Regions from separate parts of the Homo sapiens genome. Here region 2 is linked to region 1. Evidence: read pairs that join two places in POLR2A ChIA-PET (ENCODE). Cell type or tissue: MCF 10A. All regions are shown on one strand. Each heading gives the region's core, and the rest is flanking DNA. Links, peaks and the distances in the headings are about the cores only.

The links. ChIA-PET counts read pairs that join two places held together with the same protein. Peaks named below come from ENCODE experiments on the same cell type or tissue, not always from the same donor. Only the 100,000 strongest peaks of a DNase experiment are listed, where the experiment ranks them.
Region 2: POLR2A ChIA-PET joins it to region 1 with 6 read pairs; 2 of 35 experiments call an interaction of 5 or more read pairs at or near these places.

The regions. Positions count from the first base shown.
Region 1 is chr11:36,352,508-36,368,114 of GRCh38, reverse strand. All of the region lies in intron 1 of PRR5L (proline rich 5 like), which reads right to left. Among named protein-coding and RNA genes, the nearest start is that of PRR5L, 64 kb to the right of the region's middle. RefSeq lists a silencer at 1,942-2,236. In MCF 10A, for the core only: no CTCF peak of the experiment used is centred there; a DNase peak (open chromatin) is centred at 5,924.
Region 2 is chr11:36,031,580-36,047,186 of GRCh38, reverse strand. It overlaps LDLRAD3 (low density lipoprotein receptor class A domain containing 3), which reads right to left. Exons shown (of 6, transcript NM_174902.4): 2 at 10,938-11,084. Among named protein-coding and RNA genes, the nearest start is that of MIR3973, 29 kb to the right of the region's middle. RefSeq lists enhancers at 8,009-8,516, 13,774-14,068. In MCF 10A, for the core only: a CTCF peak has its summit at 4,954 (motif pointing left); no DNase peak of the experiment used is centred there.

The DNA of each region.
Region 1 (15,607 bases), core at 3,559-8,558:
CTGCCCTGATGACCTTGTTCTCCAATCTACGGCAGCCACTTACTCTCACGGTCAGCCTTGACGTTTTCATTTCCTATTTACACCCACTCCCACTCTCTTAACACCACCTCCCATCTTTCACGGTCATTCTCTCTAGTACTTTGGCTCCCACAAATCTTCAGCTCCCCCGAGATATACTATCTTAACCCACGGCTGGTCATCCTCAAGTCCTCACTTCCCTCCTCACCCAGATTAGATTCCCTTATTATATTAACTCCCTCACATACACCCTGGACTCTCTTACCCTTTTTTTGTTTACCTCATACACTTCATTGTATTTACTTTGAGAGAGAGACGGCAACAGAGAGAGAGAGAGAGAGAGAGAGAGAGAGAGAAGTTCTCTGGTCCCGGCTCCCATGAAGCCTGGCTTGGGCTTATTTCTATGAGACACTCCTTTTATTTGAGATAGTGGGGTCCAGGGTCCAGGTCAAGTTGTCCTTTGAAACCCAAATATCTTGACCAGAACAGTCATCCCTTCTAGTATAAGCCAAACCTTAGGTCAATCAATGTTTCCTTGTGGGGAAAAAGGCTAAGGTTTGGACTGAGACCTGGTAGTACCATTTAAGGACAGTTCCATTTGAAGGCAGTGAGAGTCTCAGTTGCAGACACTACCTGTTTCTTAGGGATTTCATGAGGCCTAAATGAGGTTTAGGAGAGCCGTGTGAAATACTTGGCACAATGCTTGGCACATTGTAATACATTTTTTAGTAACAAAGAAAAATAATTAGATACCATATTTGAAATAAGAGAACTTGTGTGTTATTGACCAACCATTATGTTTGTTTCCCCACATAAATAATCTCAATTCTTTTATGGCAAAGCCTAGTATTTTATTCTATTCCCAATTTGTTGAACATATGTTTTAGCCTTTATTTACATTCTGATGTGTATTACTGCATGCTGTTGAATATAAATGAGACTTCAATAAGTGGTCTGAGAATATGGAAATACAGTCGTAATCTTAAAAATAAAAAATGACATTTACACCCTTCCCACTTCAGAAACAGATAAAATCAAGATAAGGAACATAATCACATGAATATAATATAAATAATGACATAAGACAGCAGTCTGCATTGGATATATAGAAAGGCGAATGGAATAAGGAAAAATTTGTGTATGCTTATTCATTCCTGTCTGTGGGAGAAGGGAGGAGAAGGGAAGGAAGGGAGGGCAAAGAAGGGGAGAAAGAAGGAGAGAGGAGTTTTAAACTCTACTGTGAAAGAATTCTGGCCAGGATAGTTTATTTAGGCTATTCAAGAGACCCAATCAAAAATTCCTCAAGGCAATCTCAGCCCCTTTCCTCAGAGTCAAAGCCTACTGTACAACCCTCTAACCACTAATTTAGCGTCCTAGGCACCATAATACAAGGTACATCCCATACAAAGTAAGCTTTGAGGGATTAACTCATGCTAACTACATTCCCCAGAGAGTGACGAATAAACTAAAATACTAATTAATTAGTAATTTGGTTTCTAGGACTTTCTACCTAAAATCACATTTATAAATTATCTCTTTAGCAAAAGAGATGTCATTAATAGGAAATGTATTTGTTTTTCATTTTACTCAAAATCTTCCTTTGCAAAATAGAATTTACATTATACTCTAAGTATGGCATATGCCTCCCTCTTCCTCCCTTTTTGTCCTCTCTCTCTCTCTCTCACACACACACACACAAATATGGAATTGATAAAAACAAAAAAATTACAACTGACATTAATATTAATTGCAAAAAAATATGAATTGCAGATGTACCATGTGCTGACACTATGTGAGGTACTTTGCAAGCAGTGGCTCACTTACTCCCCAGACAACACCAGGAAAGAGGTGCTATTATTATCCCCATTTTATAGATGAAGAAGTTGAGATTAAAAGAAACAGCTTAGTCATTTCCCAAGGTCCCACAGCTTGACAGAGGTAGAAATAACTACAAATTATACAGTTTTATTTCCCAGTGTAAGTTCTTCAGTCATCTTGACCTCCCAATTAAGGAAGAGGAAGTTGCAAAACTGTTTGGGGAAGATAAATATTCTCATCCAAACCACTCATTGCAGGGAGGTTTTCTGCTGGATGTGAGAAATTAGATTTCTGCAAGAGCAGAAAGTGAACAGAGGAAAGATGCCCTGTCCCCTAGCAGCACCTGTACCTAGCAGTGCTTGAATGTCTCACTCAGTCAAGGTGAGACACGCCAGCCAGGTGGATGGCTGCCCTTCACAAAGAACTCTCTTCTTTCTCCAGCGTTAACTGGTGGGCAGTTCTAGTCTGACAATAACACAGACTGGCCCATCACTCAACATCTGCTTCAATTCTTTTCCTAAATATAATACTTGTATTACCAGAGTTTTGGTGTTTCAGCCTGGCTTTCATTGATGAAGTCTGGCTTAGCTATCCTAGATGGGCATTTCTCAAACTGTTCCCCAAGAAGGGGAAGGGATAATACCATGAAATGTTGCTGGTGTTGCTGGAGAAACATTCCTTAGTCTAATAACTTTTGGAAAAATACTCCATGCAATACTGTAAAATGCAGTCGTATATTAAGAACTTGGAGGTGGTCTTCAGAAAAAAAAATTCAATAGTTTAATTTCATTTCATGGAATACTATTAACAGCTTAAGGAAATAATATTCAGCAGGATATAATTGGGAAATGTGGTCCTAGACAAAAGAATTCCCTGTCAGTCAAACTTGCTTCGAAAGGACCCGAGACTGTATAAGACGAGGGGAGATCTTAATTGAGTCTACTCAGTAGACTCTGCTTTCGGCTTTTTAATTTCTTGGATGACTGGTCTGCTGATAGTCTCCCAAATTTACAGAGAAAAAAAAAAGCCCTGCTTCAGTTTCCACTGCAGAAACAAAGCAAGTAAACTTGAACGATCATTCCCGCTAAGTGCTTTATCATAAGAACCAGCTACCTCCTTCACAGAAGGGATGATGAGACCTAACAGATATGATCTAAGGACGTTTGATAGGAAATCAGCATGAGCAGCCATTATTTACTGAGTTTACATTAAGTACCAGGCCCAGACTAAGCCCCCAGCAGATAGTAACTCGTTTAATCCTTACAGCCTGCCTGTGATGTACGGATCACTGAACTGTCTATTGGGGAATATCTAGAACTTCACACAGTGCCTCCTCCACTGAGCAGCCACTCAATAAATGTTCACTAGAGGAAGGAAGAGAGAAAGGAACGGAGGGAGGGAGAAAGGAAACAAATTGAGGTTTAGAGATGTCAAATTGCCCGACGTCACACCTTTAACAAGCAGGAAAGTCAGGACTCAAACACGGGAGAGCTGAGCTCTTCCACACCTGGACAGACTGCCAAGCTTCCTGCTGACTAACACACAGCCAGCCTCTAGGAGCTGGCTTGAGGTCCTGGCTACACTTGCTAAGGATGTTAGCTTTGGGCAGCTTGTAGCTTGTATAATCAAAACTGCTGTGTTTATATGGCACTTTTTTTGAGTTTGTAATAATGCAATAGGTAAAATTTACTGAGCACTTACTAAGCTAAGCACCAGGCACTATTCTAAGAACTTTACAAAGCTCATTCTCCATGACCATCCTAAGAAATAGGTGCAATTATAACCTACCTTACAGATGAAGACACCGAAGAGCAGAGGGGTGAGGTGACTTAACCTCTAATTAAGTGGTGGAGTCAGGACTTGAACTGAGGCAATTTGATCCCCAAATCTCTGCATTTAACCTCTTTACTAAATTCATTCCCTCTATCTAATGACAGACCTCACGAGAGAAGGAAAGGACAAAGGCAAGTCCCATTCACAGTTGGATAGTTAAATATGTGTATTAATTTAACCCCCAAAAATGTTTACTATGCATAGCTCTCAGCACATCACAAGTGTCAACTCATTAATTCTCCTAAAACATGAAACAACACTATGAGCCCAGTGCAATTATTATTATTTCCATTTCACAGATGAGGAAACTGAAGCACAGAGAGGTAAGTAACTTGCCCAAAGTCACACAGCAAATGGCAGAGCTGAAATTCACACCTGGACATTCTGCCCCCACTAGTCTGTGGGTTTAACCACCACAGAGTGCAGCCTGACAAGAACATGCAGGTGCCTTATTTAAAAGTGAAATACCCTCCCAAGACCAGTGGCTAAAAATGGTCTCTAAGAGGAAGGCAGAGCCATCTGTAGACCTGGAAATTAAACAGGGCCATGGAGCTTGAATGACTTAATCACTGTTCAATTTAGATTTCCTGGTTGAAAGGGTTCCTGTTCGTCCTACTGGAAATTAACAGCCGATTGCTTCTTGGCATTCTTGTGGGAGGGGTGGGCCATTTTCCTCTGGCCCAGCTGTTTCTGGAAGAGTAAGTGCCTTGCCAGTGTCAGGCAGGTACAGAAAGACTGGTAGGTAAAGGGGACCAGATCCCTTTGTCAAGTGAGCTTAGCAGAAATCAGTCAACTCCTGCTTTTTCTGCTGGTCTAGGAGCTGGGGCCCTTCCTCCACTCCTTGCAGGAAACCTGCCCGGGGGTTGATTCATCTCTCAAAGGCGGGTCAGGAGGAAGGGGAAAAGAAAAGACAAGAGTCAGGTCATTTATTATCAGAAGGGGCAAAAGAGCTTCTAAGGAAGCGGTGAGGAGCTGTAACCACAGCATCTGCAGAAAAGGCATTGAGCTATTAACAGTGAATTCTGCTTAGTACAGTCAATCTGTCCCCAGCTAATCTGGAAAGAAAGATATGAGCTCCCAGAGGTCAAGGAGTGATGTCTGCCCTCACACTTCGAAAGCACTCCAGGAATATATTTTAAATAACTTGTGTCATGAATGTAAGTTAACAGCAAAGAATTGGGCTTACTTTTCTCCTGGTCCATAAATATTTGCCTCTCTTTCTGTCTCCTGGTATGATGCAAAGAATGGTGTGTGGAATCTTGACCACAGCCTCATTCCCGGCCACTCTTTCCCTCTCACCTCATCCTATGCCCAGGCACACTGAGATGCCTGTGGTCTGGGAAAGGCAGTAGTTATTGCACACAGGTCGAGGGTGCAGAGACAAACCAGGCTCAGGCCTGGTCCAGTGACATAGCCATGTGAACCTGGGTGCACGACTTAACGTCTCTGGGCCTGGAGAACCTTGTTCTCTTTCTCCCCCTTAGAAATACCCACTTCCCCTGCAGGAGCCAGGTCAAAGGGCTGCCCTGCTCCTCCATCCCAGGCAGGCTGCCCAAGCACTCAGCACACACACCACCCCCCAGCCCCCACCCATGCAGCATTTGCCTCCTCTTGTTACAGTGATCAGTTTACCTGTCTGTCGCCACTCACAAATTATAAAATCAATGACAGCACATTATTTATCTTTGAATCCCCAATATCTAAGCAATTCCTGGGCTATAACAGAGAATCCATAAGACCTTTTATGGAAGGAAGGAGGAAAAGTGGAAGTGAGAAAGGAAAGATGGGTGGAGAGAAGAAGGGAGGACAGACATAATTGATTATGCTTTCAAACAGAAACAGCAGGCATGGTGTGAGAAGTGCTAGAAAAACATTCTTTCCCCAATATGTCAATTCTGCTTGCCCAGTGTCTAAAACGTCCTTTTTTGGAGATTTGTTCCTGGGGTAAAGATACTGTCTCCGGTTCTCCTTGTCATTGTTTCCCACCAACCACCGCCCCCGTCCGCCCACCCCCACCCCGCCAAGGGTGATGTGTGAAACTGTCAATAGCCCAGCACCTTAGCATTCACTTGCAAGATAGATTTTCTAAAGACAAGTGGGGAAAAGGCACGTCAGCACTTTGGTGCTAAAAGTGAAGGAATAGGGTCCTCAAAAAGGGAAGGGAGGGATCCGTTTCAGTGAGTCAGAGTCATAAGAATGAGAGCATGCGATTCCCATACCCACCCTGCCCTGCCCTCCCATCAGAAGCATTCTCCCTTGCCTACATCACTCGGAGCAAGTTCTGTTTTCAGGACGGAGCCGGTGACCGGTTCGCCAATGGAAGGCAGGAGTCTCTGGTGACTGCCTGCTGCTTCCGTGCTGACAGAATGTCTTTTTTTTTTTTTTTTGCCTTTTATGTACTCATTTGTTATTACTTCAGCACCCCCCGACTTTGAACTTGGTAAGGGAAAAGACTCTCTCTACTAGCATCCTCCAAACTGAAAGGACCCTCAGAGGTCACTTTATCCAACTGTGCCTCATGCTGGAATCGTCTGTATCACCTCTCCCAAGCCCCTCGAGGGAAGAGAGGCTCGCGATCTCTCTTTAACAGCCATTCCATTTTAGAAAACCACAAGAGTTAGATATAACCTAGAACCTGCTGCTCTAAAACAAAGGAGAAAAACAAGTAAAAACAAGTGACTTGTGTTAGGTCACACTTAGGAAAATTCTGCAGAAGTCCAAGGGTAATGAAAAAGGTTGTCTCTTTACCTCATTTTTTTCAGTAGACATTGATTTGCCCACATAAATGAACAAGTATAAGCAAACACACTATCGTTTGATCACATTCCCACAATGATTTCTTTCCTCTGGTAGAAACAGTAAATACCTAGAGATCAGTGACTCAAACTTTTTGAACTCAGTAACCCTTTAAAGTCTTAGAAATTATTATGAGCCTTAAAGTCTTTTGTTTTTATAAGTTATATCTGTTGATACTTAACATATTAGAAACTAAAACTGAGAAAATCCTTGGTTATTTATTAATCGATTTAAAAATAATTTTAAAAGCCATTACAAATTAACATAAGTAATGTATTTTTATGAAAAATAGCTATATTTTCCAAAAGCAAAAGGTATATATAGCAAGAAAAGTGGCTTTGTTTTTTATTTCTGCAAATCTCTTGAATATCTGGCCTAAGAGATCTGGATTCTCGTATCTGCTGTGCACTTAGTCTGTTGCAATACCAATGCCATGTCACCTCCGGAAAACTCCACTGTATACTTGTGTGAAAATCAGAGTAGAAAAGGCAAATAATATATTAATGTTGTTAGTCTTGTTAAAATAGTTTTGAGCTCATGGACCTCCTAAAAGGATCTCAAGCAACTAAGATGAGTTACATAGGTGGGGACCAGTGCAAAGTGAAAGTGCTGTTTCTTGTCCAAAAGTTATAAAGCATTTCAAGACAGCCACAGCAGAACATTGAACTGAGCTCTGAGCATGGGGCCCTGCGTGACTTCACAGTTCCTGCAGGCAACTTCAGGGGTCTCTGACCACATGTCGAGAACTGCTGCTGTAGAGTTATACTTGCTTCTTGAATCAAATGAGTGGCTTAAGACAATTAGTGTACACCAGGGTGATATCAAGTTAGGAGTGTGTGCATGTATGTGTGTTTGAGCTGCTGGATCACCAGGTGTAAGTGTTCTTGAGTAATAACATATACCTAACAAGATAAAAGCATGACTTACACAGATTTTCCCCCTGGGTGTATATCATAAAACCTTACCCTCTTATTCAGCCTATTATTCCACACTGACCCTAAACATACACACACACATGCATTTATGCATGCACACACATACGCCTTGAGCTGATGGCTTGCATGCATGTGGGTGTGTGTGTTACATGTGCGATGTTACATGTGCACATACCCCTTTGTGTTCCAAATGGCTGCACACCAGATAGTCAGATATTTGTCATGGTTTCCTGTTTTGGGTTTTTATTGGGTGACAGGCTTTGATCAGCAAAACTGACATCTCTCGTCCCCATTTTCCTGTTTGGTACCTTATACATAGTAGGCACTCTAAGCATTTGCTGAGTTATATTTTATAACTCTGGTGGTTAGAGAAAATTATGCTTATTAAATACTGTTAGCAACTGATGGTTAGCACATAGATATCCCATTTGATCCTCCTTCCTGAGAACTCAACACTTAGGGAGGTAACCATCCCACTAATAATAGGTAGACTTGTCCAGAGAAGAACAGTATGTCATTGTCATTCTACTAGACACAAGGTAGCAATATTTCATGATTCTCCTGAGATTCAGGCATGAATTTAGCTAATAAAGAACATAAGTTTTCTGTTTTGTGTGTCTGTGTGTGTGTGTGTGTGTGGGTGTGTGTGTATGTGTGTGTGTGTGTGTGTGTGTGTGTGTGACAGAGTCTCACTCTGTCGCCCAGGCTGGAGTGCAGTGGCATGATCTCGGCTCACTGCAACCTCTGCCTCCCAGGCTCAAGCAATTCTTATGTCTCAGACTTCCTAGTAGCTGGGACTACAGGCGCGCATCACCATGTCCAGCTGATTTTTGTATTTTTAGTAGAGATGGGGTTTTGCCCTGTTGGCCTTCAAACTCCTGACCTCAGGTGATCCACCCACCTCGGTCTCCCAAAGTGCTGGGATTACACGGGTGAGCCACTGCACTCGGCCAGGCTTCTGAAGTATTTAAAACAATGCCCTATAGTTTCTGTTATAGACCAGTCTGGATTTATCCCGTCTCTGTCTCTGTTGATCCGCTCCTTTGGGACATACTGTTAGTGTCTTCATGGCATCTGCTCTGGAATCATCATGTCTGTATCTTATCTGTTATTTTCTACGTTTTAATGAAAGTGTTACACTAATTGCTGACATCTTTGCATCATTATTGATTGTCAGCATTTGATCACAAACATTTGTGTCTTCCTAAAGAACAAAACACCAGAATAAAATGATAATTAATATGTAAAAAAATTAAAATTAAAATTAATGCCCTAGACTCCAGTAACAAATTAATCCATTTCAAAGAATAGTATACACTTGTATAAATATAATGTGGACTCTATTACAATTCTGGTCAAATCACCTCTCTCTCCAACACCGAAGGAAGTGACTGTGGCCTCTCTCCCACGCTAAGACAAAATCTTTCAATAAGAGGATTAATCTTTCACCTAAAATGGCAGAACATCCTTCTATTCTCATTAGAAGTTAATACCGCTTCACGTACAAAGGACCCCTGGATCTTTAGTTCAAATCTGCCACTTACAGATGAGGAAACTGAGGCTCAGCGACATGAAGTGACTTATTTGTCCAAAATCACACACAGCTATTTAATGGCAGCACTGGGACTCAAATGCAGTTCTCCTAGCATTAGATAAAGGACCATCCAACCACAAGAATATGAGCCTGCAAGTCAGTGTGGGTCCACGTTACTGAAAATCCAACCACTGATTACTAAAAATCCAAGCACTGATGTATCAGGGATTGTCAATAAGTAAAATGCAAAACATCTCCAAATCTAGCCAGGTGCCAAAGCCCTTAACCAGTGCCCTGAGCACTATCGCCTCCCAGATGTATGAAGTATCTTTCCTTCCTCTTCAGTATCTTCATCCTCTTCCCCTTTGCCAGCCCTTTTTCTTACTTCCATTGTGTATTTATCACCTTGGGAAGAAGAAAAAACAAACCTCTACATGGCTGGCTACTCCTTGTAGTTGTAATTCTATTTCTTTCCTGACAGTTACTGCCAAATTCTTGGAAGTTATATACAGGCGTACCTTGGAGATATTGCAGGTTTGGTTCCAGACCATAGCAATAAAGTGAATAATAATATCACAATAAAGTGAGTCACACAAATGTTTGAGTTCCCTGGTGCATATAAAAGTTATGCTTATACTATACCGTAGTCTATTAAAAGTGTGTGCAATAGCATTGTGCCTAAAAAATGTACATACTTTAATTTAAAAATACGGCTAAAAAATGTTGATCATCTGAGGCTTCAGTGAGTAGTAATCTTTTTTGCTGGTGGAGGGTGTTGCCTCAATGTTGATGGCTTCTGACTGACTGGTCAGGGTGGTGGGTGCTGAAGGTTAGGGTGGCTGTGGCAATTTCTTAAAATAAGACAACAACGAAGTTAGCCTCATTGATTGATTCTTCCATTCACAAAAAACTCTTCCTTTCACAAGAGATAGCTGATAGCATTTTACCCTCAGTGGAATTTCTTTCAAAATTGGGGTCAGTCCTCTTAAACCCTGCCGCTGCTTTATCAACTAAATTTATGTAATATTCTAAATCTTTGTTGTTATTTTGACAATGTTCACAGCATCTTCATCAGGAGGAGGTTCTATCTCAAGAAACCACTGTCACTCATTAGGGTTGAAATCAACTTCTTCTAAACACCTGTTAATGCTGAGGTTTCAACTTCCTCCCATGAATCACAAATGTTCTTAATGGCACTTGAAATGGTTAATCCTTTCTAGAAGATTTTCAACTGACTTTGTTCAGATCCATCAGAGGAGACACTATCTATGACAGCTTTAGCCTTACAAAACGTATTTCTTAAATAATAAGACTTGAAAATCAAAATTACTCCTTGATCCCTGGGCTGCAGAACGGATGTTGTGTTAGCAGGCAGAAAACATTAATCTCCTTGTACATCTTTATCACAACTTCTGGGTGACTAGGTGCATTGTCAATGAGCAGTAATGTTTTTAAAGGCATCTTTTTTTTTTCTGAATAGTAGTCTCAACAGTGGGCTTAAAATGTTCTGTAAAACATGCTGTAAGCAGATGTGCTGTCATCTGGACTTCTTGTTTCCCTAACAGAGCACAGGCAGAGTATATTTAGCATAATTCTTAAGGGCCCTAGGATTTTGAAAAAGGTAAATGAGGACTGACTTCAACTTAAAGTCACTAGCTGCATTGGCTCCTAAGAAGAGAGTCAGCCTGTCCTTTGAAGATTTGGAAACAACCACTGACTTCTTACTAAAATGAAAGTCCTAGATAGCACCTTCTTCCAATGAAAGCTGTTTGCCTACATTGAAAATCTGTTTAGCCACCTTCATCAATGATCTTAGCTAGATCTTCCATATAACTTACTGCAGCTTATCCATCAGCCCATGCTGCTTCACCTTGCACTTTTATGTAATGGAGACAGGTTTCTTTCCTTAAACCTCATGAACCAACCTCCTGTAGCTTCCAACTTTTCTTCTGCAGCTTCCTCACCTTGCTCAGGCTTCATAGGATTAAAGAGAGCTAGGGCTTTGCTCTGAATTATGCCTTGGCGTAAGGGAATGTTGTGGCTGGTTTGATCATCCATCCAAACCACTAACATTTTCTCCATATCAATAATAAGGCTGTTTTGCTTCTTATTATTATTGAGTTCACTGGAGTAGCACTTTTAATTTCAAGAACTTTTCCTTTGCATTCAGAACTTGGCTGTTTGGCCCAAGAGGTCTAGCTTTTGACCCATCTCAGCTTTCAACATGCCTTCCTCACTAAACTTAATCACTTCTAGATTTTGACTTAAAGTGAGAGACATGATCTTTCCTCCACTTGAACACTTAGAGGTCATTGTGGCATTATTAATTGGCTAATTTCAATAATATTGTGTCTCAGGAAATACCAAGGCCCCAGGAGAGGGAGAGTCAGGGGAACAACCACTTAATGGAGCAATCAGAATGCATATAACAGTTATGGATTAAGTGTGCCATCTTATCGGGTACAGTGTGTGGTGCCCCAAAACAATTACAATGGTAACAGCAAAGATCACTGATGATAGATCACCATAACTGATAAAATAATAATGAAAAAGTTGGCAATATTGTGAGAATTACCAAAATGTGACACAGAGACATAAAGTGAGCACACGCTGTTGGAAAAATGGGGCCAATTGACTTGGCCAGAGGGTTGCCACAACATTCAATCAGTAAAAAGCACAATATCTGTGAAGTGCAATAAACCGAAGCAGAATAAAACAAGGTATGCCTGTAAACCCTGGAGGCTTCCCTTTTCTCACTTCCCTCAACTCCCTTGAGGCCTCACAGTCTGGCTGCCACCCCAGTACTTTACAGAAACCACCCACTCAGAGGCCAATGATCTGCTTGTTGCTAAATCAAATGGCTTTTACTTGGTCACAATTATCCTTGATGTCAATGATCATGCTTCCCTACTAGTGACAGCCATCATAATAATACAGAAGCTTTGATACTTAAAAATAGATCAGGTGTTGGCTGGGCATGGTGGCTCATGCCTGTAATTCCAGCATTTTAGGAGGCCGAGGCAGGCAGATCAATTGAGCTCAGGAGGTCGAGACCAGCCCAGGCAACATGGTGAAACCTAGACTCTACAAAAAATACAAAAATTAGCTGAGCATGGTGGCATGTGCCTGTAGTCCCAGCTACTTGAAGGGCTGAGGCTGGAGGATCATTTGAGCCTGGGAGGTCAAGGCTGCAGTGAGCTGTTTGTGCCACTGCACTTCATCTTGGGCAACAAAGTGAGACCCTGTCTCAAAAAGAAAAAAAAAAGCAAAGATCAGGTGTTAATAGGCTGTTTGTAAATTCAGTAGTTAAAAGCATGGGGCTGGGTGTGGTGGCTCACCCCTGTAATCCCAGCACTCTGGGAGGCCAAGGCAGGCAGATCACCTGAGATCAGGAGTTCGAGACCAGACTGGCCAACATGGTGAAACCCTATTTCTACTAAAAAATTAAAAAAAAATTAAAAAAAATAGCTGGGCATGGTGACACGCACCTATAATCCCAGCTACTTGGGAGGCTGAGGCTGGAGAATCACTTGAACCCAGGAGGCAGAGGTTGCAGTGAGCTGAGATTGCACCACTGTACTCCAGACTGGGTGACAGAGCAAGACTCTGTCTCAAAAAAAAAAAAAAAAAAAGCAAAGCAAAGCAGAGCATGGGCTCTGGGGTCAGACTACCTGGTTCAAATCTTGCTTGTACAATTCACTAACTGGGTCCCTTAAGCAAGTTGTGCCTCCGCTTCTAAATCTATAAAATGGGCACATAACACTAACTAGTTCACAGAGTCTTGGTGAAAGTGCAATATGCTTAGAACTGTCTGCCACATATTGCATTCTCAGTAAATGTGAGTTGTTGTTGATGCTATATTTGTAAATCCAAGGAGAACAAGAAGAGATTAAGTTTGCAATCTTCACTCACATATCCACCAAATAGAAATGTTAGTTTAGGCTCTGAAGTTTATGTTTCTCTTTGCCACCGTAAAACATTGCTGTCTTGGACATCCTTCCTTAAAGTGGATCAATTCGTAAACCTGTTGAGGCAGATGAGACCTCCCTCTGCTGACGGTCTCTAGAAATATCTGAGAGGTATGGGCTCCATGACCCAATCACCTGAGATTCATTTTAATGAGGAACAGATTCTAATGAATGAACTTAGCCTCACGGAATGCCTATGGCTTACAACAATCATCTCCAAGCAGCATTTTCTCCCAGCTACCCCTTTACGTTCTCCAACCTCTAGCCATCTCCTGAATTTGCATAAGGCATCTGAAATTGATGCTGAGCTCTAGCCACATATTCCAGATTTTTTCCAGTTTAGTCTTCACTTTTCCTTGCCCCTGGCTAATAACTGTCTTGTGTGTAAACTCAACATTTTTCACATACCGTATGATTCCCTCTTTGTTCTGCACCATCATAATAATCACAATCACAAAGGAAGACGTTGCTTAAGTGCTCACCATGTGCCAAACTCATTTCTAAGTATTTAATATGTATCATCATCCCCATCATCCAATGTCTCACTTCAAAGGCACATGTAGCATTCTGCGTTTTCTCACTTTCTTTTCTTTTTTAAATAAATATAGAATGGTCCTATTGCAATACATTTTCTCACTTTCAATTTTAAAAAATGACCTCTACTTTCATTATGACTGCAACACATTCCTCTCACTGCTTCTGTGCATATAGGAAATAACAGGCTTAGTAAACTTTATGATACCTCAAAACCCACCGCAGATGCAACCAACAAATTATTGATAAGGGACAGCCAGATGGCTAAAGCTAAAATAACTGCCCCAAAGGCTTATTCCAATCTTTGGTGGCTGTTGACGTGCCTTTGCCTGGAGCACAACTTTGTTCCTAGCAATAAAATAGTATAAACTGAAAGATAACTAGAGCAGCTTCCATAGGTTTGTTCCATGTTTACCAGGTCCCAGTCTGTGCTCTCTCTGTGCTAAGAGCTTCACATGTATTATCTTATTTTTGTTTCGTCTTCAAAACAGTCAGGAAGTGACTACTGTTATGATTTCCATTCTACAGACAAGGAAACTGAGGTTAAAGAAGTAATTTGCCCAAGTAATAGTAAGCCAGAATTGAGACACAGGTGCTCCTGACAATGAAGTCTGTCTCAGCCGCCCAATGCCTAGGTTGACTTCTGTCACGGTGTACTCTCCTGGCTTTCTAGCCACTTCTGACTATTGATTCTTTGTCTCCTCTGGCTTCTCTCCTTTTTCCCTTTCTCCATGGACTCTTGAAGTCCTAGAAATGGTCTCTCATTTTCACAGCCACTGAGCTTGATTATAAACCCTCTGGAGCAGGGGTCCCCAACCCCCAGGCAGCGGATCAGTACCAGTCTGTGGCCTGTTAGGAATGGGGCCACAGAGCAGGAGGTGAGTGGTGGGCAAGCAAGCATTACTAGCTGAGCTCCACCTCCTGTCAGATCAGCTGCAGCATTAAATTCTTATAGGAGCGCTAACCCTATTGTGAACTGCACATGTGAGGGATATAGGTTGTGTGCTCCTTATGAGAATCTAATGCCTGATGTTCTGAGGTGGAACAGTTTCATCCCAAAACCATCTCTTCCTAACCCTCCGTGGAAAAATTGTTTCCACAAAACTAGTCCCTGGTGCCAAAAAAGTTGGGGACTGCTGCTCTAGAATCCAACCCGTTCATTCCTGTCTCCCTAAAGACTATGACAGCACCTGGCAATAGTACATACACAATATATTTTTGTTGAATGAGTGAATGAACAAATCACTTTTCTCAAGATTATTAGGAAAATAGTAATCATTTCATTCTAAATGAATGATAGGAGCTTTACCCTTTTCAATTTTCTGGTTTTCTTTGACTCATGTGATGCTGGAGCTCATCAATATAAGACATTGGTTCTCAAGCAGGGGCAATTTTGTCCCTCCACACCCACTCCTCTGGAGACACTTGGCAATGTGTGGAGATGTTTTTAAATGTCACCACTATAGATGTGCAGAGAAGGAGAAGATGCCAGTGGCATCTAGTGGCAAGGATGCTGCCGAACATATGACGTGCAAGACAGAGATGCTGCTAAACATCCTACAATGTGGGTGACAGTCACCCACAACAAAGAGCTATGTGAGTTTGAGGTTGCAGTGGGCTATGATTGTGCCACTGCACTCCAGTCTGGGAGACAGAGCAAGACTCTGTCTGTAAGAACAAACAAACAAAACCAAATATTTTTACACCATCCTTCTCAGTCAAGTGGGCCAAGGGCTTCCTGTCACTTCCACGACAAGGCAGAAATCTATGTGACCCACAGGACTGTGCCCAATATGGCTGTCCACCCCTCCAGTTCATCTCACACCATATTCCCTCTCTCTGTCCTCTCTGTCCAAAAGTCAATAGTGCTGAGGTTGAGAACACTGGTATCAGGGTTTGTTCTTCATAAAACTGGTATCCTGGTATCTGAGGAGGGCCAGGGATGTCTAAGCCCCACTGTTTAGCTGAGTGCCAAGTACTGTAACCTGGGATTAGCACTGCCCTCTGAGCTGAATAGAAGAAACAGGGGAAAATTGGGGATCCATACTGAGGATCCAGAGATCTAATTACTGGTCCTGAAGCCAGGTACCGACATGAGTTACTCCTGTAGGCAAGTTGTTTAACCTCCCTGGGCTCAACTTTTCATCTGTAAAGGGGAAAGGGGGAAGGAG
Region 2 (15,607 bases), core at 3,437-8,436, 320 kb after region 1:
GTGCAGGACAAACAAAACCTGACAGCAGTCCAAACTGGCTGGGACCCCCAGTTGGAGCCCTCCCAGGTCCCAAACAGGGCTGGAGAGTGGAGAGCTGGTGACACTGTGTGCTTAGTCCACAGCAGCCCCCTCCAGCCCCAGGGCTACTAAAAGCACAGAACTTTCACAGACTGCCATACATACTAACTAGCATTTAGAGTATCCTCACATTATGGAAATGGCCAAATGAAGGCATCAGATTATAGAAGAAAAAAGAGTACATCCACCTGACTTTTAAAATATATATATTTATTTATTTTCTCATTTGAATCACCCTTCCTGCTTTATTGACACACTTGGTTTTGTTCCATAACCACCATGCTACAAAGGCAGAGGTAAAACAATTAATAGCGATATTCCCCAAGTGAATGCAGTGAGCATCCACACAGCTTGGGGACCACCAGGCAGCTAAGTTTGCAAAGGCCTCCTCTGGTGGTAGCTGCTGGTCACTGGGAGCTTTACCTCCTCAATATTTACCCAGTGTAGCAGGTTGAACAGTGCCCTGGGACCTGTGAATGTGACCTTATATTTGGAAATTGGGTCTTTGCTGATATAATGAAGTTAAGATAAAGTCATACAAGATTAGGGTGGGTCCTAATCCAATGATCAGTGTCCTTAAAAAAGAAATCTGGACAAAGAAGCAAAGAGACACAGGGAGAGAACCATGGGATGATGGAGGCAGAGACGGAGTGATGTATCTACAAGCCAAAGAACACAAGGATGGACAGTGTATTAGTCTGTTCTCATGCTGCTAATAAAGACATACCTGAGACTGGGTAATTTATAAAGAAAAAGAGGTTTATTGGACTCTCAGTTCCACATGGCTGGGGAGGCCTCACAATCATGGCAGAAGGCAAAGGAGAAGCAAAGCCACGTCTTGCATGGCGGCATGCAACAGAGCTGGTACAGGGGAACTCCCATTCATAAAACCATCAGATCAGGCTGGATAAAGAAAATGTGGCACATATATACCATGGAATACTATGCAGCCATAAAAAAGAATGAGTTCATGTCCTTTGCAGGGACATGGATGAAGCTGGAAGCCATCATTCTCAGCAAACTAACACAGGAACAGAAAACCAAACACCACATGTTCTCACTCATAAGTGGGAGTTGAACAATGGGTATGCATAGACACAGGGAGGGGAACATCACACACTGGGGCCTGTTGGGGGTGGGGGACGAAGGGAGGGAGAGCATTAGGACAAATACCTAATGCACGCGGGTCTTAAAACCTAGATGACAGGTTGATGGGTGCAGCAAACCACCATGGCACATGTATACCTATGTAACACACCTGCACTTTCTGCACATGTATCCCAGAACTTAAAATAAAATTTAAAAAGAACTTACCATGTAACCAAAAACCACCTGTTTCTCAAAAACTACTGAAATAAATTTTTTGAAATGAAAAAAAAAAAAAAACCCATCAGATCTCGTGAGACTTATTCACTATCATGAGAACAGCACAGGAAAAACCCACCCCCATGATTCAATTACCTCCCACCAGGTCCCACCCATGACCACATGAGGGTTATTACAATTCAAGGTGAGATTTGGGTGGGGACACAGAGCCAAACCATATCAGACAGCTAATCAGTGGCCAAAGTATATCAGACAGCAAATCAGTAGAAGTGAGGACAAGGCAAGGAAGGATCCTCCCCTAGAACCTTCAGAGAAACCACGGCCGGGCCGACACCTTGCCTTAGACATCTAGCCTCCAGAACTGTGAAAGAATAAATATCTGTTGTTCTAAGCCACCCAGTTTGTGGTATGTTGTTACAGCAGCCCTAGGAAACTAATAAAACCAGAAAGATTTGGAGCACTTTGTACTTCCTCCCCTTAGTGTAAAATTACCAACATCTTCAAAAATCTACCAGGGGCCTTTAAGAAAAGTTTGAATACAGTCAAACGCATGTTAAGTGTAGCCTGACAACCTGGAAACGTCTGTATGTAGGTGGGTGCTTATCAGATGCCCACCTCAAACTTCATGCTGTGATTCCAACATCTGAACTGAAAGTCTGTCCTCATGATAGGCCACAAGGCACAAAGAGCACATCTGGAGTGGCAAGAGGGGGTCAGGAAGACAGTAATTTTTGCAAGTTCTAGGCCTACAGTGCTGAAGGCCATAGGGAGTGGTGCTGACTTCAGGCCAGTGTGGTGAAGGTGGAAAAGACTACATACTCATGGAGGCTGAGAAGCCTGAGCGCTGAAGCAAAATATCGTCATTAAAATCCACTTAGGTGTTTAATTGTGCAGGGCTCCAGCAGAGCTGAGAACAGCGGATGGCAGCCACTCTGGGGGTGGGCGCCCACTGCAGGTCCATTAAGACATAGGTCCCCATCTGAATGCAGAAGAGGTACCTCCAAGCTTCCTTCCCTGCAACCTCAAGAGCCTGGCTCACCTCAGCCCCTCAAATGTTTGTTTCCTTCCCTTTTGCACCAGTTTGGGCATCTGGCTGGCTCCCTGGAGCTCTAAGCTAAAAGCTATTCCATGTGAGCTCATGAATGTGTGTCCAAGACTGGACAGTGAAAAGCAGATACTGGCCTAGCAGATGAAGGTGTTTCTGTGGCACAGGCTCTCAAACTAAGAGCAAGAAAAGACCGGGCGTGGGAAGGGGAAGCGGAGGATGGAGGTGTTGGGAACAGGGGAGTAATAACTCCCAGCATTGCTCTGGCCAGGAAATGTCACCAGTATACATGTGTTTGAGGGAATAGGGTCAGCTAGCATTCACTGAATGCTTAACTCACACCAGGCACCAGCTACAAGCCTCATATTAGCTCATGTCAGACTCAGAGCTGATCTTCACCTTCTCTGCACCAGGAAACAGTACCTATTGTTTAAATCCAGTCCTTTCTAACTGGCTTACGGCCTGCACACAGCACTTACTAGATGTTTAAAACATCACCCCTGAAATATCACATCTCTGGGATAGGCACTGCTATTATCTCCATTTTACAGATGAGAAAATAGGTGCATGGTAAGCCCGGGGGCTGCACAGGTCATAAATGGAAGCTGGGGGAAGAACTCAGTACTGTCTGGGCCCAAAGCCCCTGTTCTTAACCATAGCATTAATGGTTTTGCATTTAAGACTAAAGAAATTTAGTGAAGTGAGGATCATGCCAGGAATTAGGTGAGACATTTAAAAACCAAATACAAACAGAATGACTCAATGAGAAAAGAAGCAACGCTAATATACATAGGTCTTGGATTTCCCGCACACCGTAAGCGCTGTGAAAGAGCATGTCTTTTCATTCTGAAGTGTTTAATGGACAGAGCTTTAAACCACGATATTCTCTAGACCCTTCAGAGTGCCAGTTATGTTTTCTGAGGCTCAACTCCTTCAGAAGGCCCTTGGAATTCAGCCCTTGGCTAGCAGTGGCTTGCCAAGAACCAAGATGCAGAAAAAAAACCGGACATCTCACTCATACGAGAAAGCCAATCCTTGGCACTCCTTGGCTTGCAGGTGCCTCCCTCCAGTCTCTGCCTCTGTTGTCACATGGTCTTCTTCCCTCCTATCTTCATATTATCGTCTTATAAAGACAACATTCACATTGGATTAAGGGCCCACCCTACTCCAGTACAACCTCATCTTAACTAATTACATCCACAAGGACCCCCATTTCCAAATAAGGTCACATTCTGAGATACCGGGGGTTTGGATTTCAACATATCCTATATCCTTTTGGAAGATACAATTTGACCCATAACAGTGAGATTCTTACTTGCAAATTGTTAAAGGAAAAAAATGAAAGCAGGATGTCTGCAGACGTCAGCCTGTTAGACAGCTGCAGGAAGCTATCATTCACTATATAATAATTTTTGGGGTTTGTTTTGAGATACGGTCTCACTCTGTCACTCAGACTTGAGTGCAGTGGCACAATCTCAGCTCACTGCAACCTCCACCTCCCAGGTTCAAGTAAATCTTGTGCCTCAGTCTCCCAAGTAGCTGGGATTACAGGCTCCCGCCAACACATCTAGCTAATTTTTGTATTTTTAGTAGAGTCAGGATTTCACCATGTTGCCCAGGCTGGTCTCAAATTCTTGGGCTCAAACGATCTGCCCACCTTGGCCTCCCAAAGTGCTGGGATTACAGGCATAAGCCACCATGCCCAGCCTATAATAATTTTTTTTTTTTAAACAAAGGAGATAGTTTGATGGTCGTATTAGTTTGCTAGGGCTGCCATAACCAAGTACCACAAATTGGACAGCTTCCACCACAGAATTCACTGTCTCACAGTTCTGATGGCCAGGAGTCTGAAATCAAGGTGTTAGCAGGGTTGATTCCCTCTGGGGGCTGTGATGGAAGGATCTGTTCCAGGCCCTCTCCTTGGAGTGTAGACAGCTGTCTTCTTGCTCCAAGTCTTCACATCATCTTCCCTCTGTACATATTTCTGCTTCCAAATTTCCCCTTTTCATAAGGACTCCAGTCGTATTGGATTAGGACCCACCTAACAACTTCATTTTTACTTGGTTACCTTTATAAAACTCCATCTTTAAATAAAGTCACATTCTGAAATACTGGGGGTTAGGACTTCAACACAGGAAAATTGTGGGGGAAGGCTGGGCTATAATTCAACCCAAAATGATAGTGTTGTGCCAGTTCTGCTTTCTACAGAGTGATGGGGAGAACTGAGCCCACTGCAGCTGCACACAATGACTGACAGGTTGCCTTTCTAAGCCACAGCTCATCAGCCAACACATCCCCTTCTTTGAGAAATGACAGAACGGCCCAAGAGAAGCAGCAGCAAGCTCTATCCATCCTATGAAAGCTTCCTGATTTCCAGAGGCATTTGGTGTGTGGAGCCGGCATTAGGTGCCCTAGAGAAACAGCTGAATTCCTGGTAAAGCTTAGAAAAGGTAAAGGATAACTCAGAATCCAACTTTTTCCCCACATCTCTACTTGCCCTGCAGTGCAAGTTTAAAAGAAAATATATGTGGCACCACCTAGAGGCAGAAGACGAGGCAGATGCTAAAAAGGAAAAGAGGAAGAGTATGGAGCCTGAACAATCTCAACCCCAGCTTTCTTGCTCTTATATTTCGTGGTGATCATTTGCCCAAACTTGCCCTCTCAACCCTATCTCATGGATTTATGCCTTTACACCAGAGCAATAATAACACATGTTCAAGAAACGGTCAGGAACAGTAAAAGCAAGTAAAATTCAAATCCCATTTTTGCACCTACTTTTCTATCTCTGGATTTGGAGATTCATTAATATTTTATCATTTAACAAAGTCCTCAAATTTATCCCTCCTCCACACCCCCCTCAACCAAACACACCCACCAAACATAAAGGGCCAGGTCTGTACATGGAAAGTCAAAGACATCAATCAGTGTAACTTTCCAAAGAAGAAAATGAACCGCCTTGGGAAGACGACCCCAAACATTCAAGATCCCCTCAACCACTTGGTTAGAACACGGAGAGACAGCAGCTAAAATCAACACAGAACTGGAAAAAGATCTTAAGGCTCTTGACCCCTGGTCCCCTGTGGGTTCTGGAAATTTGGACTGCTGCTTTATTACAGAGGGGAGCACTAATCAAAGGACAGTCTCTTCAAGGAAAACATTTCAGAGACTCCCAGGACTAACGGCCATGTAAATATTCATTTCTATAAGAAACCATTATTGACGTTTTTAGAATCTTTTTAAAAAGCAGGTTTGACATGATAATATGTCATGATAGCAGTAAGATTCCATTTCAGCAGGGTAACAGATACCTAGAGAAAAAGACTGAAAGCCCCCACTGGGGGTCTCTGATGGAGGAAGGTTATGGAGACTTATTTTCTGGGCCAACAGGCAAGCTCCATGTAATCGCTCTACTGCTCAATTTCCTCATCTGGAGATGACACCAGCCGGTTACTAATAAGGCTTCCGCAATAATCAAATGAATCAATAGAATGTAAAATGCCTGGGATAGTGTGGCCTAGAGGAAGCTCTAATAAGCTCTCCTCATAATCAGGACTTCCATGGAGCTTCCTCGTTTTTGTAAAACATTATCTTTATTCCTTTTATTTTATTTTTAAGTTATTTGGATAAAACTATCACTGAGGGCACTCCACTAACCAAGAACAGAAATATACTCAAAGTGTCCCAAAATGACCCTCTTCTACAGATTCAAGAGGCAGAAAATCTAATGTCTTAACTCAGCTGGAAATTAATATTAGTCCATCAATAGGTATCTCACAAAGAAATAAAACTAGTAACTAGAGGTAAGGGAAAACACTCAATCTAGCTAGATAATTTTTTTTAATTAAAAAAAGTAACTTTTCAATTATTAAATTAACCAGAAAAATATTTTTTAAAGATGTTACCCAGGGCTGCCAAGACTAAAATAAAGTCATAGTTTTCACATGTTGCCAACAAACTGGTGCAAACCTTTAGCAAAACAAGTCGGCAGTCGGTGTCAAGAGCCAGAAAAGGCGCCTTCCCTCCAACCCAGTAATTTTAATTCTGAGAATTTAGCCTAAGCAAATTTCTCAAAACAGAGGGAAAGTCATGTCCACCCTCCTGTTCACAAGTGAGCACTGTTTCCCATAGTGGAAAACTGGAAAGAAGAGAAATGCCAAATTATGTGTAAATAAACCATATTATAGCAAGTTAATGGCACTAAAAATGATAAAGAGAAAAATGGGGGGAGATACAGAAAAACTGTTAACAGGTTGAAATGTTACATGAGAAAATGTCAAAATATAAAACTGTACACCCCTGGCGATTACACTGGGGAAAAGCCTGAATGAGAACTTCCAGGATGCCAATAGTGGATCTGAGTACAGATGCTTTTCCTCCTTCTCTGCCCTCAATTTTTACAATATGTGATCTTATTACCGTCACGATTAAAAAAAAAAAATCTTCCTGTCTGGTAAAAATCCTTCCTCTGCTGTGGATACAGAAGAGCTGCTCACTGCCTCATATCCCACCATGACACACCTCTCCAGGCTCTTTCTTGCCCTTCGAAAAGGGCAAGAATTCTTTTTTAAGAAGCGTATTATCTTTCCAATGCCAAAGCTCCACAGGGCACTTGAAGTAATCACCTCTCCGAGGCGAGAACACTGCCACCTTCACTCACCTCCCCTTAAGTACCCAGTTGCTCCAAAGAATCAGAGAAAGGGCTTTGTAGCTCATAAGCAAGACACAGAACCAGTCTCCCTCCCTCCGGGAAGGCGGCAGAAATTCCACATCAGCCGTTTCCATCATCCTTGAAAAGGTGGTCAAGTTGGTCACCCTGGAGACCTCAGCCCTGTCCACCCTGACTCTGGCTGAAACCATTGTATATTTCTGTCGTCTGGTTATGCATAAGTTCTTTAAATGATCCTAAACATTTTGACCAGCAGAAGTAAAAGTGCAGAAGAGACTGAAACAGAAGAGACTGAAACATAGAGGGATGGTTAAGTTACAGTGTCACTACTTGACAGAGCATTAGGCAGCCTCCCAAAACAACTGTGAATCCTCAATATAGAATGTGGCCAAGGGCCTCTAATGTTAAGTAGAAAAAAGCAGATAATTGAACCGTATTTCCCCATGACAACGACCAAATAAAATAGTTGATACAGATTTAACCAATAGCAGTTAATGTTTACAAGCCACTTACTGTATACAGGCACTGTGCTGCGTGCTTCATACAGGTTAAAATTTCACAACACTGTTAAGTATCAGAAGCCTTATTACCCCCATTTTGGAGAGGAGGAAATTGAGGCACCAGGAGGTTAAAGAATTCTCTTTAAACCTCCCAAAGGCTAAAGTTTAGAACATTCTGGTAAGTTTCCCACGATCACACAGCCCCCTAAGGGGGAAGAAGGGCTCTGATTTTGACACAAATCGGCCTTCTCAAGGGCTCACACCCTCACTCCTAGGCTGAAAGGGAATATATAAGAAATTTTAGGCCGGGCGCGGTGGCTCACGCCTGTAATCCCAGCACTTTGGGAGGCCGAGGCGGGCGGGTCACGAGGTCAGGAGATCCAGACCATCCTGGCTAACACGGTGAAACCCCGTCTCTACTAAAAATACAAAAAAGTAGCCGGGCGTAGTGGCGGGCGCCTGTAGTCCCAGCTACTCGGGAGACTGAGGCGAGAGAATGGCGTGAACCCGGGAGGCGGAGCTTACAGTGAGCCGAGATCACGCCACTGCATTCCAGCCTGGGTGACAGAGGCAAGACTCCGTCTAAAAAAAAAAAAAAAAGAAAGAAATTTTAAATGAAAGTAGAATTTGTTTTAGAAAAGGGACTTTTTCTCCTTCCCTCTACTGTCTAAACTTTCTAATGTTCTGTTTTCACGATTTAAAGACAAAAAAAGAAGGGCTACAGAGAGAGGTTAATGTATGTTTGGGGCGCATGGTTTTTTAATTATGTTTTGCTCAAAGGACTAAATAAATGCCACTCAAACCTCCACCACACTTGGGGGTTAAGGGTAGGAAGTCAGGGGAAAAAAATAATGGAGAATAGCCAAGAATGAGCCTGTTCCAAACCAAACCAAGCAGCTCCAGGCAGCTGCCGGCAACATCTTTTTTAAAAACATTTGCTCTCCACCATGTCTTCCAGTTTGAGCATGAATTCTAAAATCATGAGACTGGAGTGACAGGACACAGAATGCCATAGAATGCACTAATATCACACAGCTGCTATTGACAAAGCTGGGCATACAATTTAGGAATCAACTCCTTAATCCTGCGTTCTTTCAGAAACTGATCATGTGCCAAACATTCCCAGGTCAGCTAACGATAATCCGTATGTGCCGAAGTTGAAATATACACCATATCTCAAAAATGGTAACTTGGCACACTTGTACAGTGTTTAATAAATCCTCAAAACCAGACAGATGACAGAGCTCACCCATACTATGTCATTTGCTCAGATTACTAATGTTATAGCTCTAGTAATTCTGAGGCCATGTTAGAAACAGAGAAAAGCTAAAATAGACATAATAATACTTTTAAAAAATAATTCTGCAGGCCGGGCTTGGTGGCTCACATCTGTAATCTGTAATCCCAGCACGTTGGAAGGCGGAGGTAGATGGATTATTGAGCTCAGGGGTTCAAGAGCAACCTGGGCAACGTGGTGAAACTCTGTTTCTACAAAAAATAAAAATACATTAGCCAGGCGTGACGGCGCACTCCTGTGGTCCCAGCTACTAGGGGGATCAAAGTGGGAGGATCACTTGAGTCCAGGAGGTCGAGGCTGCAGTGAGCTGTGATCATGCCATTGCATTCCAGCCTGGGCTGGAAAACAATAAACAAACAAACAATTCTGCAAAAATAAAAATTCAGTGTGTATAGTGATCAATTCAGAAAGATCATATGCAACAAGCAGTATGAAATATTCTCCCCAAATAACACACCCCCAATTTTCCCATCCCAAAAACTTCTCTGAAGGGCAGGAGCAGGCACTGGGGATATGGGACCCCTTGGATGGGCGAAGGACCAGTTTCAGAGGGGGCAGCTTGCTCCAGAGGTGTGTGAACTCCAAAGCCAGTGCCCGTTCCCATGCGTCAACAGACTCGGCCCCAAATTCTGGTCAGAAATATGTTAAAAATTCAAATGACTGACTGGGCACAGTGGCTCATGCCTGTAATCCCAGCACTTTGGGAGGCTGAGGTGGGCGGATCATGAGGTCAGTAGTTTGAGACCAGCCTGGCCAACATGGTAAAACCCCGTCTCTAATAAAAATACAAAAATTAGTTGGGCACGGTGGTGGGTGCCTGTACTCCAGCTACTCAGAAGGCTGAGGCAGGAGAATCGCTTGAACCCGGGAGGTGGGGGTTGCAGTGAGCCGGGATCACACCACTGCACTCCAGCCCCGGGTGACAGAGCAAGACTCCGTTTCAGGGAAAAAAAAAAGTTCAAATGATTAACCTGTCTTCAGCTATTTCCTCAGCTGGCTTCCAGGGAGACAGCAGGCTCAGAGCCAGGACACATAGTTCTCCTGTCAGACAGGCCACGTGGCCTGGTGCCCAAAGCACATGAAAGAGCCAGGAACCATCGTCCAGTCATGTGGTCTCAAGGCAATCCCCTGTGAGACAACCCTGTGCCCACCACTTGTCAGTCATGCTTCCTACCTACCAGGGCACCCAGGAGGACAACCACACAGGGCACCATGGCCAAGCTCACTCTGCAGAGACAAACTGAAGAGGAAGAGAAATACACCTCTGCAGGGCAGGGAGCAGGATCATTTGACACCACGGACCCCTCTCAACTCACATCCCCGGTGCCTCTTTTCTCGTAGATGATCATCAACCCAAATCTCATGCATGTTTCGGCGTCATGAAACAGGTAAAGGGCAGAAAAGGAGGTGGGGTGGGAAGGATCACAAAACCATTTGATCCTGGTGGTGCCCATTAGAAGATGATGTCCCCAGCAAAGCTCAAGCCATATCTATCGGCAGAGAAAAGGGGATGGGAAAGCACGTTACTATGTATTCAGTCCCAACTCCATGCTGAATACTTGGCAGGATGCTATGCCTCATTTAATCATCAAGAAAATTCCACGGTGCTCTGTAAGATGGTCACCAGCATGGACTCTGGTGTCAGGCAGCCCTGGGTTCCCAAGTCCAATGTGCCACTTGCTGGTTTTAAGATGCTGCAGCCACATAACCTCTGGGATGCTCAGTTGGCTCGTACATAAAGCGAAGGCAAGGATGGGACTCCAGGGTAGGGATTAGTAGAGCCTGATGGTAAAACCTTCTGCTCTCTCAAAGCGTTGGCTCCACCACCACCAAGATCCCTGTGTCTACACAGAGCATGTGACTCTGAGATGGAGATACAGCAAAGAAGCAGGACTGCTGGCAAGAGGCACAAAACCACCAGCTTGCAGCAAGCAGAGTGTGCAGGGTCTAAGCCTGCTCAGGACCTGCTCCCCTCTGCCCCAGGATGGCTGCCACCCCACCCCAGCAAAGGGCCAGGCCACTCACGGCACTCCTTCTCATCACTCTTGTCGAAGCAGTCAGGCAGCCCGTCACACTGCCAGGCGCCCGGGATGCACCGTCCATTGCTGCACATGAAGTTGCCTGGTATGTTGCACTCATTGGTGAAGTTGTTCCCGGGGAGCAGCTGGCTCTCTGTCAGAGAGAGGGGACAGGTCAGACGGCACAGCAACAGCAGGGACCTCAGCGCCCCTCAACTGAAAGGTGTGTGGTTTGGTATAGGTGAGACTTCTGGTAGATGACTCAACCTCTCTGACCTTCAGTTTCCTCATCTGTGAAATGGACTAATAATCTGCCCCAGTCCACCTCCAGAGATTCTGAGAGGACTAAATGGAGAAATACAGGGAACAAACATACTTGAATGTCAGGCACAAAATGGGTGTTCACTGACTTTTTTTCTTTCTCCATCAAAGACTGGTTGTAAAATCCAAATGTTCTTTTCTGGCCATCAGCAGTGGTTAAAAATTAAAATTCTAGACAGGAGTGAGCACTGGACTCCCAATGTCTCCAACATTAGGAACTGCAAGATCTTTCCAGGCCTCACACTCTGTAGCCCTTACAATCACAGAATCCTTGAAGTTGGGCCAAGTTGGAAGGAATACCGGGAGATCATTTCACTCTAGGAAACAGGAGCCCAGACCTATAAAACCAACCTGCCTGAGGTGGCACAGGTAGAAAAGGCCACATTGAATCTTGAACTTGGGATTTGTAACCTCCAGCAGGGTCCCAAGGTCATGGAATTGCCTTTCAAGAGTTACTGGAAGCTGAGAACCAAGCTGCAAGTTCAGATTCAACTCCACTGAACATGGTCATAAAGTGCCAAAGCCCCCAACCCGAACAGCCAACCCTCAGGCTAGAAAGCAAAGAGAGAACACCAGTGCTGTGGCGGTGGAGGTGGGCAGGGTGCTGAGTTCATCTACCAGTAGACCCTGGGGGGAGATTTTCAAGGGAGCCAGGATCTGATCGATCTGACCAGTCTGATCCATTGTGATCAATGGCTGAGAGATAAGGAGCCATGTGAGTAAAAGAGTTTTGGGGAAAAGCAGGAAAAAAAAAAAAAAAGACCAGTCCTTCAGCACACCACAACTCCAGAGCTCCCTCCTGAGTCATTCCATAAGCATTTACTGGACATTTATGACCAGATACTTGTGCTATGTTCTAAAGATGCAGAGATAAAGGCTAGGGCTTATTATACCTTTAGGCTGGAAAGGCACACACAGCAAAATAAGAACAGGGATGTCTAGACCCGCCTCGGGGTAGCAGAAGAGAAGGTCCCTGATTCTCTTTCATAAACCTTGCCAAAGAGAAGCATCTCTAGATTTCCAGATCCCTAACATCATATCCTCCTACAGGCCACTATCCTTTATGCGTGCTGTTCTTTTTACCAGGGATGCCCTTCGGCCTGCTGGGTCTCCCAGTAAATCCATACACACCCTTCAGCAAACAAATATGTCGCCTTTCCTCTGACGTGTCCCCTGGCTTTTCCAAACACAGATGAGCACTAATTCTGTAGTCTGGTGATAGTACCACTGGGGTGATACTAAAAATATTTTATAACTAGAACAAGCGGGCAACAACCAATTGCAATGGACACCGTCACAGGCAAGCAACACCCCACCGGCCTTGTTGCATGGAATTTCCCTTGTAGACCATCTGCTGCATTATACAGAATTAATAACGCACATGCACGTTTCATTACTGAAAATGAGCTTTCATCGCTCACTGGAGAACTCCAGGAGAGAAACTACAATGAGGGGCTCTACCCTGCCCAACTGCCCACATCAGAATCCTAGAAATCTCCCTTGTCCCCTCCTCAATCTATCAACCCCTATATGTGGCCAGTCCCCGACTCTCCATTGCCACAGTTGCGACTCCAGCCAAAGCAGCCACCCTTTCTTACAGGGATTGCTGCACAGCACAACTTCCCAACTTGGCCTCCCTGCCTGCCAGCTTGCCCCTCTCCAACCCACTCTCCCCTCTGTGGCCAGAAGGATCTGTCTAAACACCAAATGAATCATTTCTTAACTTTAAAAGGTCATTGAATGGCTCCCTGGTGTCCTTAAGATAAAGTCAAAATTCAAATAAATCAAAAAAGATTCCGAGAAAGAGGGTAGCATCTACAGTGGATGTTGATAGACACACAGAGATAAAAAGTAAGCACCCTTCAGGTCTAGAGAACAGTGTCAGCAAAGACTCTGTGCAGGAAGACGTAGCCCAGAGCATGGAACAACATGGAATTCAAAAATCATGCAGCTCTGATTGTTAGGAAATGCAAAGGTATTATGCTACTATTTCTCCTATTCTGCTGCAATTTCTCCTATTGTAGTGCAAAGTCAGCCATCCCTAATTAATCATGATGCTCTGTTCCACCGAGCCAAGAATCAATATGAGACTCCCTCTCAAGACCGGACTCCAGAAAGCCACCAACAACCCTGAGAAGAACATGAAACCAATTCACCATCTCCAGGCAAGGGCTTGAGGGGGACCCTAGAAGGGCAGCCAGGTACTGGATACTAGCCAGACAACAAATGCTCAACCCAGAAAACCCCCACATTCCAGCTGTTTGCTAACAACTGCTCTGTTGTTAGAGAACTGCTCTGTAGCAGAGAACTCTTCAGGGGCCTGGAATGTAAGGGTCATTCTGCTTTGTTTGGAAATACTTACACTTGCATTTGTAGAGTTAGCTCCTCCAAGGCAAGCCCCCCTGGAAACGTCACTGCAACTGTGAAATCTTGTTCTGATAAACAGATTTTTGGAGCGGGAAAATTGGCCAGATTAGATTCCAAAGTACTTGCTCTGAGAGTCAATAAGGCTGGCGGCACATGGACTTGACAAATGGATGGGTGGATGCAGAGACTAAATACCATGTCTGTTACACACAGGTGGTCCTGCCAGCCATGGGGCTCAAAGTGCTTTCTCAGCAGGACCAGGGATCCTGGGGCCTGGTGAACAATAACAGAGAGGCACATGCTTTTTGCTCTTCTGAGCAACCGCATTAGGCATGCAGCTGGTGCACAGCCGTGTGCTTTAGGGAAGTGACATCATCAAACTCAAAGCATGAGGAGGGCCGGTAACGGTAGCTCACACCTGTAATCACAGCACTTTGGGAGGCCGAGGCGGGTGGATCACTTGAGGTCAGGAGTTTGAGACCAGCCTACCAACATGGTGAAACCCCTTCTCTACTAAAAATACAAAATTAGCCGGGTGTGGTGGTGCACACCTGTAATCCCAGCTACTTGGGAGTCTGAGGCAGGAGAATCGCTTGAACCCGGGAGGCAGAGGTTGCAGTGAGCCGAGATCACGCCACTGCACTCCAGCCTGGGCAACAAGAGCAAAACTCTGTCTAAAAAAAAAAAGGCATGAGGAGAAACTAAGGCAAAGGCAGGTTAAATCTTATTGATTCTGTCTTCAAAAACCTGCCTCAAACCCATCCAATTTGCATCACTCAACTGGCACCACCCAATCCAAGCCGCCATTATCTCTTGCCCTTTTCAACCATGGGTTTTCAACAGGGATCAATTTTGCCCCCCTGGGAACATATGGCACTGTCTGGAGACATTTTGGGTTGTCATGATGGGGAGATGGGGGTGCTATTGGCGTCTAATGGGCAGAGTCCAGAGATGTTGCTATACCTCCTGCAATACACAAGACAGCCCCCACAATGAAGAGTCATCCCGCTGAAAATGTCAATAGTGCTGAGGTTGACAAACCTTAGTTTCTTAATTAAAAAACCTTTGGACTTCTCACTTCTCACTCCTTCCAGGTCCTTCTCTTCACACAGAGTGAGATTTTAAAATGCACTGATGGGTTCTCCGTGTCCTCAGAATAAATCTAAAACTCTGGCCATAGTTTACAAAGCCCAGCATGGTCCAGTTGCTGCCTGCTTCTAGATATTCATTTCGAACCATCTCCTGCAACACATCTCAGTGCCCCCTGCTGTGAGGCCTCCAGATGTGCTGTTTGCTGACCCCGGACATTCTTCCACCTACCTTTCATCTGTGTAACAGGCTCAATTGTGTCCCCCCAAAATTTACATGTTGAAGTCCTAAACCCTAGAACCTCCGAATGTGACTGTATTTGGAGATGAGGATCTTTAAAGAGGTAATGAAGTTAAAACAATGGCATTAGGGTGGGCCCTAATTCCATATGACTGATGTCCCTCTAAGAAGACATCAGGAAAGAGACCATGTAAGAGGGAAGACCATGTGAGGACACAGGGAAAAGACGACCACTCATTAGCCAAGAAAGAGGGGCCTCAGAGGACGCTAATCCTGCACCTCCATCTCAGACTTCTAGCCTCCAGCACTGTGGGAAAACAAACTTCTGTCATTTCAGCCACCCAGTCTGTGGACTTTGCTATGTTAGGTTGGTGCAGAAGTAACTGCATAATGCACAAGGCAATTACTTCTGCACCAACCTCACAGCAGCCCGAGCAAACTAATACACTTGGCTAACCTCATTCATCCAGACCTCAGCTTACATCACTTCTTCAGGTCCCTTCATGGACACTCAATCTAAAGCTGGTCCCCGTTTTTCACGCTGGTAGTGTCCTGTTTTCCTTTAACCCAGCTTTTGCTTACTGGTGTGTCTGTACTGTCTCTCCATCTAGACTGAACACTCCGTGAAGGCAGAGAGGCACTGTTTTGTTCAACTGTGTT